Regions from separate parts of the Homo sapiens genome. Here region 1 is linked to region 2. A link is an interaction called in ENCODE POLR2A ChIA-PET data of the cell type or tissue named here. Cell type or tissue: B cell. All regions are shown on one strand. Links, peaks and the distances in the headings refer to the core of each region. The heading gives the core; the rest is flanking DNA. Region 1 overlaps AP3M1 (adaptor related protein complex 3 subunit mu 1). Region 2 overlaps ADK (adenosine kinase).

Region 1 (2,919 bases), core at 185-2,684, 59 kb after region 2:
GAAAATGCTCAACAAATGTAGATTCTCTGCTCTCACTCCCCATTCAAAGTCACAGAATTAATCAGAGGTAAACTCACTGTAGATGCCAGATCTCTTGTTTTCAAGAGACTGCACTTCAGTTTGTACAGAAGTTTATGATATCTTTGAACTTTGTTTTTGAGGGTTTGTCTTTAATAAATGGTTCTATTTGTTTTTCATTTTTTGTCTTTTTAAGGTACTAACATGGGATGTGGGAAAAATTACTCCACAAAAGCTCCCAAGTCTTAAAGGACTGGTAAATTTACAGTCTGGAGCCCCCAAACCAGAAGAGAATCCGAGCCTCAACATACAGTTTAAGATCCAGCAGCTTGCTATTTCAGGTAAGGATAAGGTTGACTTGTAGTTAAGGGTAATTGAGTTTTGCAAGCTCATTTATTAGGCATTTAGAAGAGTAACAAAAGTTTCCTTCTCTAGAAAGAGCAGTAGCCCATTTGCCTTTTATACTGTGCTTGGTGGGGCAGTCTCACAGGCACCGACCAAATGATTTTTCAGAGCACCTTATTTCAAACAGCTTCCCCTCACCTCCGCCCTCATTTAAGCACCAAAAAGAGAGTTATTCATATTCACAGAAAGTAGAATTATACTTCACAGACATTCCCTGCCTGTGTGGGAATCTTAACCAAAACCATACCATCAAAGTGCAATAATTTGTAAATGATAGAAGAGACATTTCTTCCAAATGGTGGAAGGGACACTGGTTAATGTCAGATTTACCATATAGCGCTCATTGCTAACATTATATTGGTTGGGATGATGATAATTTATTCTTTTTCATTCTTTTTGATACAGGCTTAAAAGTAAACCGTTTGGACATGTATGGGGAGAAATATAAGCCATTTAAAGGAGTCAAATACGTCACGAAAGCTGGAAAGTTCCAAGTGAGGACATGAGAAGAGGCCAAAATTCCTCAGGACCAGTTTGTTTTCCAAGTGTCATTACGATGTATCACTATTAGGTACCAAGTGAGTGGGAATACATATTCTAGTTAAAGCATTTGTGTCTAGCTACACACCGCTAACAAAGTTACTTAGTTATCAATGTAGGATTCTTAAGGAGCTTTAAGCTAAGGAAACCTTTTAGTGACTTAGCTTATTTTGTATCTTTTCACTTAGGAAGATTTTGGAGGTGATTTTTTTCCATAGGAGGATACCATCTGGCGGCTGCACATTGTAACAGTAAAGGCAGAAAGCTGTAGTGATAACCTCTCTCCTAAAAGAGTTAACTGGTCTCATCCAGCAGAAGCTATCTTAAATCTGTGATGTGTCAGGTGCAGCCAAATATCACACCTTCTGATCTTAGCCATCCCAAACCAGTATCTGTCCCGAGAGGAAATTCCCCCCACCCCCAGAAGTTTACAGAAAACTGCCTCTTCAAGTGTTTGCCTTATTCAGCTTTTCACTTGTGCCATTAAGCAAGCACTGTAGCAAAAGCCACTTCCACATGGCCCTGGCAGGGAGCACTGCTGCTCCATGCTCCATTCTCACTGTACTTGGTATTGTATTTTTTATAAATAAGATTTTTATGTAAAGCTTAGAATTTGATTTACAGGGACCTTGCTGCAGTAAATACCATCTCAATTTTGTGCCACTGGTTCAGCTGTTAGCACAGTAAAAAAATCATTTGTATCAAAGGGGCAAATGCTTTATTAAGGTAGTAAAAGGGAACATTACTTCTGCTTTTAGGAAGTTACTGCAAGCACAAGCATTTGTGCTTTTAAGCAAATTAAAGTAGTAAAAGAAAAACTTAAGTGAAACCTTTGCCATCTTCATGTTTTATAATATAAAGCTTACCCAACACCAGTTAAGCCATGGTTAACCTAAATGCCTCATGCCCCAGTTCAGCAAAAGGAGGAAAATGTGCCTGCCTCACAGTCATCAGTCTTTTTAAATCTTTTTTGTTGTTGTTCTTAAGGGTTTGAATTTGTCTGCATTCCTTGTCTTTAGGGGAAATTCCCTTTTCATATTGTGTGCTTCCCAAAGCTATAGTCATAGATTTCTTCCAGAAACTATTGTCATAATTGTCACTGGAGTGCTTAAATATACGTACTATACTGACAAAATACATGGAAGTGAGTTATAATGAGGCAGAAACAAAATCCTCGGTAACATTGATGATACTCTACCGATCACCGTGGTTTTGGAAAGTCAGTCAACAGTTGTATTATTGCACTCAATTTCATTGTGACATTTTATTTAACTTCTTCATCTTGGTGGTCCTTGCCCAGTTATTTTGCCTCATTAGACATCAAGAAATGGAGAAAGACTGAAAGTTAATATCTTAAGTGCTTGTTCTTCATGTTTCCTTCTTGTTATTTATGCTATTCTCTTTGTGGCTCCATTCTTCTTTCAATCTTCTCAGCTTATAACCGTCTTTCCCTTATGCTAAGGATAGCCCTTACACTCATCCCATCTATGCTGTCAAGGGCTGCTGGTTGGTGCTGGTACAAGGAGCCCACTCAGCAGTTTTCTTACCTTTGCCTGCCCTGCCTTTCATGGAATAAGAAAGGCAACGTTTTGCAGCTTCCAAATTTCTGAAGAAACTAATCTCAGATTGGCAGTTAAAGTCAAAATGTTGCCAAATATTTATTCCTTTTGCCTAAGTTTGGCTACCCGGTTCAATTGCTTTTTATTTTTAATGTCTTGACTCTTCAGAGTTCGTACCTCAAAAGAACAATGAGAACATTTGCTTTGCTTTCTGCTGAATCCCTAATCTCAACAATCTATACCTGGACTGTCCAGTTCTCCTCCTGTGCTATCTTCTCTTCTATCCAAGTAGAATGTACGCCAGGAGCTCCTTCCCTCTAGCAATTTCTACTAAAATGTCCAAGTAGAATGTTTCCTTTTACAATCAAATTACTGTATTTATTAATTTGCTAGAATC
Region 2 (2,919 bases), core at 200-2,699:
GCCGGGCACAGTGGCTCACACCTGTAGTCCCAGCATTTTGGGAGGCCAAGGTGGGTGGATCACCTGAGGTCAGGAGTTCAAGACCAGCCTTGCCAACATTGTGAAACCCCGTCTCTACTAAAAATACAAAAATTGGCAGGGCGTGGTGGTGGGCACCTGTAATCCCAGCTACTCGGGAGGCTGAGGCAGGGAGAATTGCTTGAATCCGGGAGGCGGAGGTTGCGGTGAGCTGAGATTGTGCCACTGCACTCCAGCCTGGGTGACAGAGCGAGACTCTGTCTCGAATAAAATAAAAATAAAATAAAATAATCTCAGACCAGAATGCCAGCTAAAAAAGTAAAAAGTAAAAAATAAAAATGTTTATTTATGTTTTATCACAGTATTTTATTTTATTAGTAGTATATTTCATGGCCAGGCGTGGTGGCTTGTGCCTATAATCCCAGCACTTTGGGAGGCCGAGGTGGGTGGGTAAGCTGAGGCTGGGTTCGAGACCAGCCTGACCAACATGGAGAAACCCCATCTCTACTAAAAATGCAAAATCAGCCAGGTGTGGTGGCACACGCTTGTAATCCCAGCTACTAGGGAGGCTGTGTCAGGTGAATTGCTTGAACCTGGGAAGTGGAGGTTGCGGTGAGCCAAGATGGCGCCACTGCACTCCAGCCTGGGCAGCAAGAGCAAAACTCCATCTCAAAAAAAAAAAAATAGTATATTTCATTACAGGATCAAGGGATCCTCCTGACTCAGCTTCTGAAGTAGCTGGGACTACAGGCACAATACCATCATACCCTGCAAATTTTCGTATTTTTTGTAGAGACGGGGTTTTATCATATTGCCCAGGCTGGCCTTGAACTCCTGGCCTCAAAGTGATCCTCCCACCTCGGCCTCCCGGAGTGCTGAGATTATAGGCATGTGCCACCGTGCCCAGCAACAGTATTTTTTAAATAACAATTTAAAACCAAGGATGTGGCTGGGCACAGCGGCTCATGCCTGTAATCCCAGCATTTTGGGAGGCCCAGCACTTTGTGAGGTCAAAGCAGGTGGATCACTTGAGCTCAGGAGTTCAAAGCCAGCCTGGACAATATGGTTAAACCCCATCTCTACAAAAAATACAAAGGTGGGACTACAGGACTACAGGTGGGACTGTAGGGACTACAAGTGGGACTACTCCCAGCTGCTCAGGAGGCTGAGGTGGTAGGATCACTTAAGCCCAGAGGTTGACGTTGCAGTGAACTGTGTTCATGCCACCACACTCCAGCAAGGGCAACAGGGCAAGACCGTGCCTCAAAAAATAAAAATAATAAAATAAAACCAAGGAGGTATGAAGAGGTAGGGAGACGTGACTGTTAACCAATATTGCAGGAAAGGGTTAACATTCAAACAGTCTAGAAAATCACTTTGGTTCAAGTTTTATCTTTGACAGTTCTGCTTAACGTAGCAATATTGTGGCTGGAAAGATTTGGAGTTAGAAAACCTTGTACGCTTTTTTCAAACAAAGGTGACCTATTCATAAATAGGAGCATTAACAGCTGACAACGTTGCACATAAAAGATTCCTGGCCGGCACGGTAGCTCATGCCTGTGAGCACTTTGGGAGGCCAAGGCAGGAGAATCACCTGAGGTCAGAAGTTCGAGGCCAGCCTGACCAATACGATGAAACCCCATCTCTACTAAAAATACAAAAATTAGCCGGGCATGGTGGCATGTGCCTGTAATTCCAGCTACTCAGGAGGCTGAGAGAGGATAATTGCTTGAACCCGGGAGGCGGAGGTTGCAGTGAGCAGATATTGTGCCATTGCACTCCAGCCTGGGCAATAAGAGTATAACTGTGTCTCAAAAATAAATAAATAAATAAATAAATAAATAAATAAAAAGATTTCTGTTTTACTTCTTCAAAATATTCCATAAATGAAACAATTTTAGTTTAAAAGCTCACTTACCTCTCTAAAAACATCCCACAGCATAAAAAAAATTGTGCAGTAATGTGAATTTACAATTCGTATTTTAAAAACACAGGTAAAAATGAGTTTGAAAACTTTAAGGCTCTAAAGAAACCAACTCAACAAAGACAGTTTCAATCTTAGCCAGATTTTAGTCTCCATATGAATGTTCTGAGTGGCTTGGCAGATTCTATTGGACATACCTCAAAAAGTTTCGAGTGTTAGAAGGAAAATACCCCACGACCCCACCCACTGCCCACATAAATTTTCCAATGTAGGCTTAACCCACAAAAGTGGGTTCCAGAATCATCATGTAGGGCACAGTGATGTCCAGAGTCCCAGAATAGTTTTAGACCAAACCTGACCTATCTGGGCAGACCAAAGAATAGGGCTCATTAGCTCTACAACAAATATTCCCCAACTCCATTTCCTAGTCTTCCCTGGCGCAAACCCAAGCTGTAAGCGATGCCCAAAACCAGACTAGACACTGATGTTAGGAAAACAAGGCAATATTCAGAGGGGAATTTTGAAATAGTGTTGCTCAGTGAAAAATACATAAATTAGGAGTCAGAAGGTCTAAATTCTATCTTAGGCTCTACCACTAGGTCTAAGTAGGACATTTCACTTTACTTTGGACACAAGATCCAGTATAGAAAAGGAAAAAAAGTAAAATGCTAAGATCCTCTTTGAATCCTGACATTCTGCATCTTCCTCTGTCTCCTGAACTTAACTCAGGCGCCAACTTAACTATTGGGCCAATTTAAAATGACAAAAGCATCAATTTATCAAATATGTTCTATCATTTCCCAAATGAAGACCAGTAGGAATCTGATATACATAACAAAGGATATAAGTTGTTCCCCAAGGATATCTGGTTTCAGAGGCTGTAAATTTAGACTCTTAATCAGTAATTAAGTAGAATAGAATACAAATGATGAAATACTAACTCCAGCCAAATTCAAAGATCTTAAGTTAAAAAAAAA

What was found. ChIA-PET counts read pairs that join two places held together with the same protein. Peaks named below come from ENCODE experiments on the same cell type or tissue, not always from the same donor. Only the 100,000 strongest peaks of a DNase experiment are listed, where the experiment ranks them.
Region 1: POLR2A ChIA-PET joins it to region 2 with 7 read pairs; 8 of 35 experiments call an interaction of 5 or more read pairs at or near these places.

What each region holds. Positions count from the first base shown.
Region 1 is chr10:74,121,820-74,124,738 of GRCh38, reverse strand. It overlaps AP3M1 (adaptor related protein complex 3 subunit mu 1), which reads left to right. Exons shown (of 9, transcript NM_012095.6): 8 at 215-359; 9 at 829-2,919. The coding sequence ends at 929. Among named protein-coding and RNA genes, the nearest start is that of AP3M1, 28 kb to the left of the region's middle. In B cell, for the core only: no CTCF peak of the experiment used is centred there; no DNase peak of the experiment used is centred there; H3K27ac peaks cover 691 bases.
Region 2 is chr10:74,181,298-74,184,216 of GRCh38, reverse strand. All of the region lies in intron 1 of ADK (adenosine kinase), which reads right to left. Among named protein-coding and RNA genes, the nearest start is that of ADK, 32 kb to the right of the region's middle. In B cell, for the core only: no CTCF peak of the experiment used is centred there; no DNase peak of the experiment used is centred there; H3K27ac peaks cover 674 bases.